2 separate regions of the Homo sapiens genome follow, and region 1 is linked to region 2. A link is an interaction called in ENCODE POLR2A ChIA-PET data of the cell type or tissue named here. Cell type or tissue: MCF 10A. All regions are shown on one strand. Links, peaks and the distances in the headings refer to the core of each region. The heading gives the core; the rest is flanking DNA. Region 1 overlaps ERN1 (endoplasmic reticulum to nucleus signaling 1). Region 2 overlaps TEX2 (testis expressed 2).

What was found. ChIA-PET counts read pairs that join two places held together with the same protein. Peaks named below come from ENCODE experiments on the same cell type or tissue, not always from the same donor. Only the 100,000 strongest peaks of a DNase experiment are listed, where the experiment ranks them.
Region 1: POLR2A ChIA-PET joins it to region 2 with 6 read pairs; 3 of 35 experiments call an interaction of 5 or more read pairs at or near these places.

What each region holds. Positions count from the first base shown.
Region 1 is chr17:64,112,673-64,117,068 of GRCh38, reverse strand. All of the region lies in intron 1 of ERN1 (endoplasmic reticulum to nucleus signaling 1), which reads left to right. Among named protein-coding and RNA genes, the nearest start is that of ERN1, 15 kb to the left of the region's middle. In MCF 10A, for the core only: no CTCF peak of the experiment used is centred there; DNase peaks (open chromatin) are centred at 1,048 and 1,838.
Region 2 is chr17:64,208,754-64,213,149 of GRCh38, reverse strand. It overlaps TEX2 (testis expressed 2), which reads left to right. Exons shown (of 12, transcript NM_001288732.2): 2 at 1-576. Among named protein-coding and RNA genes, the nearest start is that of TEX2, 52 kb to the left of the region's middle. In MCF 10A, for the core only: no CTCF peak of the experiment used is centred there; no DNase peak of the experiment used is centred there.

The DNA of each region.
Region 1 (4,396 bases), core at 196-4,195, 96 kb after region 2:
ATGATCTCTGCTCACTGCAAGCTCCGCCTCCCGGGTTCACACCATTCTCCTGCCTCAGCCTCCCAAGTAGCTGGGAATACAGGCACACGCCACAACACCTGGCTTTTTTTTTTTTTTTTTGTATTTTTAGTAAAGACAGGGTTTCACCGTGTTAGCCAGGATGGTCTCAATCTCCGGACCTTGTGATCCGCCCACCTCGGCCTCCCAAAGTGCTGGGATTACAGGCATGAGCCACCGCTCCCGGCCACGTTGTTGATTTTTAAGGATAACATGATAAGACATTAAATCCTGTCAGGGAAACCTCAGAAAACCCCCACAACTCAGAGGGGTCAGAACCAGCCATTCTTTGATTTTTGTGATGGCTGTGCACCCAAATACACAAATGGGTGTGTTTGTGTGTGTGTGTGTGTGTGTTATTTTTTTTTTACATTAAATAAGATTACATTTTTTTTCCATTGTAGGAGTATTTGTAACATCTCCCGATAAATTGAAATGCGGTAAGAAAGTTCTAAGAACAAATTTGGGGAATCTCTGACCTTTAAAGGTACTACCTCATTATGAGCAATCCAGTGACCTTATTCTAGAATTCTGTTAGGGTTCGTTTTCCACTTGCCATGAGCTGGTTTTGCAAAGAAGAAAACGGTTTCCTTTATATGTGGAGATTAAGAACAAGTTTATCTGTAGTTTTGGTGCTCGACTAACTGGGAACCAAGCCACAGTTGCTTGTAAAACGGACCCTAAGTTATCTTGATCTTGATGGTTCAGTGCTTGGAAATCTCTGGGGCTTTCGGTGCCTGGTAAAAGTTCAATCACTTATCTGATTTGTGGTTGGCAGAAGAAAAGGTATCACCCTTTCAGTTTAGGAGATGGTTGCTTTTAGAGTCTATAGTAGGTAGGTGTGCCTGGGAATCAGCCACCTGGTCCCATGTAACATTAGTTGATTTTCATGGTATTTCTTTTCCCCATCCTGAACCTTAAAGTGAGTCAGATTATTACTAATTTCTAATGTTGCAATATTTTGAGATAAGCGGAGACACTTAGATGTTGCAAGACCAGGATTGGAAATGACTATGTTCAAAGGCATTAGGACTTCTAAACTCTGTCAAATTGTTATGCGGATTTTGGGCATGTTTTGATTGGTTGGGGCTAGAAGAAGCTGCAGCAAAGCCTGAGGAGAGATGAGGGTCTGGTAAGTCATGGATCATCATGCTTCAGAGCTGCAGCCACCATCCACCTCAGGCTTCTTACTTTCTTGGAAACCCATGCCTGGAAAAATCTAATGACTTGCCCAGAGCTCAAACCAGACCATGCATCTGTGTGCCCACCTCATCTTCTGTCAGCTTCATTCACCCCAAAAGCATCTATATGTTCCAGACTCATGAGGATACCTGAGGAACTTTGGTTTTGTTTTTAAACCAAAGAGTTTTGAGAGGATAAAATAACAGGTTTTGAAGCTATATGGACACAGGCTAGGGCAAGGAGTGAGAAGACAGCTGAGCAGGGTAGGGTGGGACCAGACTCTTGGAACTGCTCTGGGCAGGACCTGGATATGCTGCCAAGTCAGCTTTCGGGAAGTTCGGCCATGGAACTTGCCGTCTTTTTTTCTGCATTACACGACTCTCCTGCTAGACGGCAAACCCCTTGAAGCCAGGAGTTTTACAGGCCTTGGGGCGGCATTGCCTTGTGTGTAACAGGACCCTTCTTTCTGCATATATGTAGGATAAGAGTCCAGCTTAGGGGCAGGGTTGGAGTAAGTGAACTAGCACACAGGAGTTGAAATAGAAGAGTCAGCCAACAGGAAGAAGTATGAGGCAGGGAGTGCCTGGAAGAGATTGGCAAATCCTGAAGTCCTTGCCAGCCTACTTGAGTAATGTGAGACCATGAGCCAATGACTTACCTTGTCCTGTAAGTTTAGTATCCCCAAGATTTCTGCCTCTTGTAATGAAAATAGTCCTGGCACTGACTGCAGGTACTGTGGAGATGGGGCGCCTGGAAGATTAAAAAGACGGGAAGGTGCAGGTTTAACTCCTCAACCCTTCAGAGGGAGCTTTCTGATTCCATGCATGATGGCTAGTCAGAGAAATGGCTCCCCCTCAAATGAGGAGTCTTAGGAAGCAAGAAAACCTGCCTTGGGGTTTGTTCTGAAGGCCACATTTCATCACAAAAACAGCCATATTTACTACGCTCTCCTACGAAGTTCTGATGTGTTCTGCTAATATTCAGCTGTAAACCAGCTAGGCAACATCAGTCGAATGTTAGTATAAATTAAAACACTGGAGGAGACTCACCGAGAGTGTGAACAGATTGTGGTTGGTGTATTACACGCCTCACCTTAGGGAGAGTGCTTTTTTTTCTTCCAGGTGGCTTTACAACGATGTGAACAGCAACCTTCCTGTTCTTTCCTTCAGCTGCATAGATAACAAATAAGACACGTAAAAAAAAGATTCTGACTCTTGTGGCCCACGCCATTCTGGGACTTCTCCCCCAACCTCACCGTGTCCCATATCCCCTCTGCCTTCTCTGTCCAGCTACACTGGTCCACCGGGTCCTCAAACACAACAAATTCTCTGCAGTCTCAGAATTTTGCATAGGCTATTCCCTCTGCCCAGGAAATTCTTCTTTCCTTCTCCCTTTCCTATAGATCTTAACTCAAACATCATTTTTAACACTGTGCTTCCCCCACCATCACAAGACCAGATGCTCTTCTTCTGTTATGCTGTCGCAGTTTCCAGTATGTCCCTTTCATGGCACTTACTACAATTTGTCATTTTATGTTTGTGTCATTATTGATTACTGGGGTCTCCTATTGGACTGTAAGCTCCATGAAAGCAGGAAACCAGATCTCATTTGTTGTGATTAGATCCTAGTGTCTCATACAGTTCTTAATGAATAATAGTAACTGACACTTACATGATGCTTACTGTATATTAGGCCCGTTCAAGAGCTTTACTTATGTTGACTCAACACTCCTTGCAAAAGCTTTTTTTTTTTTTTTTTTAGCATTTACCTTCTTATTACAGTCTTTGAAAGCCCATGGAATTATTCTAGGGACACAGAGGACTTTGTGGCATAGATTTAGGTAAAGGTCACCGGGCACGGTGGTTCACGCCGGTAATCCCAGCACTTTGGGAGGCCGAGGTGGGTGGATCACAAGGTCAGGAGTTCAAGACCAGCCTGGCCAAGATGGTGAAACCCCCATCTCTACTGAAAATACAAAAATTAGCCGGGCATGGTGGTGGGCGCCTGTAATCCCAGCTACTCGGGAGGCTGAGGCAGAGAATTGCTTGAACCCAGGAGGTGAAGGTTGCAGTGGGCCGAGATCACGCCACTGCACTCCAGCCTGGGCGACAGAGTGAGACTCTGTCTCCAAAACAAAACAAAACAAAAAAATTGCCTGGCGGCATGGTGACTCGTGCCTATAATCCCAGCTACTCCAGAGGCTGAGGCGGGAAAATTGCTGGAACCTGGGAGGCAGAGGTTGCAGTGAGCCGGGATCACGCCACTGCACTCCAGCCTGGGTGACAGAGCGAGACTCTGTCTCAAAAAAAAAAAAAGATTTACGTAAAGGGCAAAATGCTCTGGAAAAATAAAGTGTTAGATACCAGGGAGATTTGGCCATAGCTGGAAATGTTTAACTCTGCGAATACTTGGAGCCACTAATTATGTATACTTGTTTTATTCATAATTTGTAATGGTCTAGGATAGCAAAAGTAATGTGAATCATGGTTGAATTTAATAAAATGTTTTTAACCTCATCCTAAAATATCCACTGATCCATCTCATTCAATGGCAATATGCAGTGGTTAAGGGAACATAAAAACAAACATCCACACAGCTGCACAGTTCTCATGAAAGTCTATCTCATTATTGGTGGGGGTAGCACATTTAACAGCTTAAACATATAGGTCACTGCATGATGCCGCACTGGTAACTAGATAGCCAGGGAACCAACTAACCAGTAACTGTTAAAATATTTAAAATACAGCTTTTGTTTAGATCATCCTTTGGATCACCTTCTTGGGAAAAAAGCCTGCTAGTCACAGTGGAAATATATTAAGGCCCGATCTTCTGATATCCATTCCCAGAGGTTTCTTTCAGCTAGATTAAGCCTCCACCTCCAGAGCACACCCAAGTTTGTGATCTCCAGCATTGATGATCTCTTGTCTACCAGAGCAGACAGTGTGAGCCTCACACCAGGCCTCAGAGTCTGTGTGTAGCCCACTCCAATTAGACTAGAGTTGGTGACTTTTGCATTTACTGGTTTATGATAAAGGATACAGATGAAGAGACGCATAGGGCAAGGCATGCGGGAAGGGGCATGGAGATCTCATGCCCTTGGGGTATGCCCCACCCATCAGGAATCTCCATGTGTTCAGCTGTGCAGAAGCTTTTCCCA
Region 2 (4,396 bases), core at 140-4,139:
GGCTACGGAAGTGATTCCAACATCCCCAGAAGTGACCACCCAAAGTCCACTGGTGAGCCCACAAGAGAGATAGAACTGAAAAGTTCCCAGGGGAGCAGTCTGAAGGATTTAGGCCTGAAGACAAGTTCTCTAGTTCTGGAGAAATGTTCTTTGTCTGCCTTAGTGAGCAAAGAAGATGAAGAGTTTTGTGAACTGTACACTGAGGACTTCGATTTGGAAACGGAGGGGGAGAGTAAAGTTGATAAGCTCTCAGATATTCCTCTCAAGCCAGAGGTGCTCGCGGAAGATGGTGTGGTCCTTGACAGTGAGGACGAGGTGGACTCGGCCGTGCAGCACCCGGAATTGCCAGTGAAGACGTTGGGCTTCTTTATAATGTGTGTCTATGTGTACCTCATCCTCCCCCTCCCCCACTATGTGAGTGGACTCTTTCTGGGAATTGGCCTTGGATTCATGACTGCAGTTTGCGTGATTTGGTTTTTTACACCACCAAGTGCTCATAAATATCACAAGTTACACAAAAATCTGCGACACTGGAACACAAGATCTCTGGATATCAAAGAACCTGAAATACTGAAGGTAAGCCTCTCCCCGGGAGCTGGCTAGTACACACACTTCTCACATACAGCCGTATTTTAGATCTGACTTGTTTTTTGGTTAGCTGTTAAAGATTTTTGCACAGGCCGTGTTTTTTAAGAGCTTGGGGCCACTTCATTCTCCAGGCACCCAGTCAACTCATCTGGTAAACCTCATTCTAACCCAAGCTTTGCAGATTCACAAAGTAGTTTCTGAAAGATCTCTGTGACTCTAGAGAATAGTGTTTACATCAGTTCCTGTTCTGGTCTGTCTCTAAACTTACTTGGAATGTGCTACTTGCTGAGCATTTTTAATGGCTGAGTCTGTTAGGGTTCACTATTCTTGAGACCTTGAAGAAGGGTTAAATACTCCCGGAATTGCAAGAGGAGGGAAGGAAGAAGAGAAGGCAAATTAATGTCAGCTGTTGGCCCCTGCTGGTGCTCCTCTTTCCTTTGCACGGTGGGGAATGGGATGGAGAAAGATGTCATCTTTCACTGCATATCAGATGTCAGGCTTTTGGGCCTCCTGAGGGGTCCCTGGGACAATTCATTGGGAAGCAGGAAGAAACATTCATCTAGCTGTCTAATCTGTCGATTGAGACGGAGTCTCACTATGTTGCCTAGTGTGGTCTCAAACTTCTGGGCTCAAGTGATCCTCCTGCTTCAGCCTTCCAAAGTGCTGGGATTACAGGTGTGAGCCGCTGTGTCCAGCCTAGAACTTCTATTTATTATTATTTTTTTGCATATTAAAATTTCTGGTTATGTGTATACACACTATAAAAGTACAATTAGAACTTATATAGTTTGTAAGTTATATGCACACACACATTTATGTACAGTATCCAAGGGGGCATTGGTTTCAGGACCCCCCCCAAGGATACCAAAATCGATGAATGTTTCAGTCCCTTATGTAAAATGGCATAGTATTTGTATTAATATATAACCTATGCTCATTCTCCTGTATACTTTTAAATCATCTCTAGATTACTTATAATACCTAACATAATGTGAATGGTTATTATGCTGTATTTTTAAATTTGTATCTTTTTTACTGTTGGATTGTTATTATTTTTTTTAATTTCATATTTTCAATCCAAGGTTGATTGAATCCATGGATATAGAGGGCTGATTGTATATGTTTTTAGAGATAAGGTGGAAAGCCAGAAAAGTTTAGAGACCACTGCTTTATAAAAGTTATCTAATTCAGCTTCATAACCATCCAGGAGTTTGATGCTTCCAGTTTTACACATGAGGAGATTCAGGCTCTGAGAGAGGTGGTCATTGTCCAAGGTGTCTTGCTACTTAATAAGTAATAGAGGCTGGGCATGGTGGCTCACGCCTGTAATTCCAGCACTTTTGGAGGCTGAGGGAGGCAGATCACTTGAGGTCAGGAGTTCAAGACCAGCCTGGCCAACATGGTGAAACCCTGTCTCTACTAAAAATACAAAAATTAGCTGGGCTTGGTGGCGTGCACCTGTAATCTCAGCTACTTGGGAGGCTGAAGCAGGAGAATTGCTTGGGCCTGGGGGCTGAGGCTGCAGTGAGCTGAGATTGCGCCACTGCACTCCAGCCTGGGTGACAGAGTGAGACTCTGTCTCAAAAATAATAATAATAATAATAAAATAAGTAACAGAGGTAGGCTTTGGAGCCTTTGTGTGTCCTCTTCCTGCTTTTCCCATGACACCTCTCTGCAGAAGGTTCATGCCTAGACCTGCCTGGAGAATTCCTTGTGTTACAGGAGATGTATGAAAAGGAGAACTTCGTTTCCCTGGAGCAATTTTGAACCTTAATTATTGGTTTTAATCTTTAGCTTTTCAAATTCAAAGCTTGTTTGGCTTCTTAGTTAAATTAAAGGTATTATTCTCCCATCTATTTAAATGAGAATGCTCTAAAAATGGCAGCGTGATGTCCCTATTGCAAAAAAAAAAAAAAAAAAAAAAAAAGCTGGGGGTTGGGGAGAATTCTTTTAGGATCCAAAATAATATTTGTTTTTAAATTTCATTGACTTTTTTCCTTGTTCAAAGGAAATACATGGTTAATGTTTTAAAAACACAGGAAACCCAAAGAAAAAAAATTTTTTGATCACACTAGTGGAAGGGAATTACAGTTAATGATTTGGTATATATCCTAGTTTTTTGGGTTTTTAAAATTTCTGCATATATGAAGATATGCATCACATACATGCATACTCACCCACTCTTTTTGTTTTGATTTAATAGGATCATATATTTTGCAGTCTGACCTTTTTTCTTTCTTTCACATGGCAATATGTTATGACACTTTCTTCTTTAAGAGAAGCTGTGTTGAGTCTTGTGGATGTGACACCCTTAAGCTTAGCGTTAATAAATGAAGTGGAGCAAAAATGACTCACGCGTGGTTGCTGAGCTTTTTCTGATAGGGTGGTGCAGTGACTACCTGAAGTACGTGCTCTCCAAGTAAGTTCGTGCTAACTTTAGCAAGGAAAAATTGCGCTTATATTAACTCTAGTACCTAATGACTGACTGTGGCATTCAGTTTAAACTGGTTTGAGCACTGACTTGTCTTAGGAAGATTTTAATTTTAATCCAGTCAATCTTTAGTGTTTTTTTCCTACCCTCTTCTCAGATGTAAATTACTTAGTGTCAATCCAATCACTGTGATATGTCAAGAGTTTACTAACTACACAGGGTGCCGATGGAATGGGATTTTAATGTTATAGCACAGCCTGGTTGCTTTGATCTGATCACTGGAAGAATAAAGGCAACACTGTGATGCTGAGCACTGCAGTGGGCTAAGTGTTGGGTGTATTATCTCATTCAATCCTCGTCACAACCCTGTTCAGTTAGCGTATATGTGCTCATGCAGATGGAGGCCCACAGAAGTTAAGTTATTGCCCAAGGTCACACAGCTAGTGTGTGGTGGAGCCTTGTAGGACAGTGTTTTCTTTTAAGGAAGGTGTTTTGCCCACAGTGGCTAGGATAAACGTATTTGAATTTTCCTTGTAGAGAACAAGTACTTTAATGCTCTCATAGACTGACACCCCTAATCCAAGCAAACTGTCATAGACTAAGCATTTATTCTTCCTTATTGCTGTTTGGACAACTCTGATCACTTTGGTAATTCTTTTTTCATTCTTAGCCTTAACTTGTTTAGAATGGTTTCATTACTAAAGAGGAAAAGTATATTTTAGCCTGAAGTCTTTTGTTGGGTATGCGGTGTTGTTTTTAGAAACTGGGCTGAATGCATTCTCTATTTAGAAAAGGGACACTACTATGAATTAGAAGGATATGCTGTCTGTTACAAGCTAATTTCAAATGCAAATGTTCTTTGGACTTAGTTAATTTTACTGAATGGGAGATTATACTCTTGGGAACCGTTTTTAAACTATGGTACTTTAAAACATTTAGCAGCGTTGACATTAACTTTAGGACCCAAGTTTACTGTTATCTGTCTTCCCTAATATTCCATAAGCTTCATGAATGCATAGGCCCTGTCCATCTTGTTCATCTTGTATCCTCAGCACCTGCCACGTATTAGGTATGTGATAGGTAATTGTTGGCTGAATGGATGGGTAGATGAATGAAGGAGTGAGATTTTATCAGAAGATTTGAGCAGTGAGTTGGTATTGACCCTGTCATCTCCTGGTGATGTTGCTTTTTAAAAGAAATCCCTAGCTGGGCATGGTAGCCCACACCTGTAATCCCAGAGCTTTGGGAGGCTGAGGCAGAAGGATCACCTGAAGCCAGGAGTTTGAGACCAGCCTGGGCAACACAGCAAGATCCCATCTCTACAAAAAATTTAAAATAATTAGCCAGGTATGGTGGTGCATGCATGTGGTCCCAGCT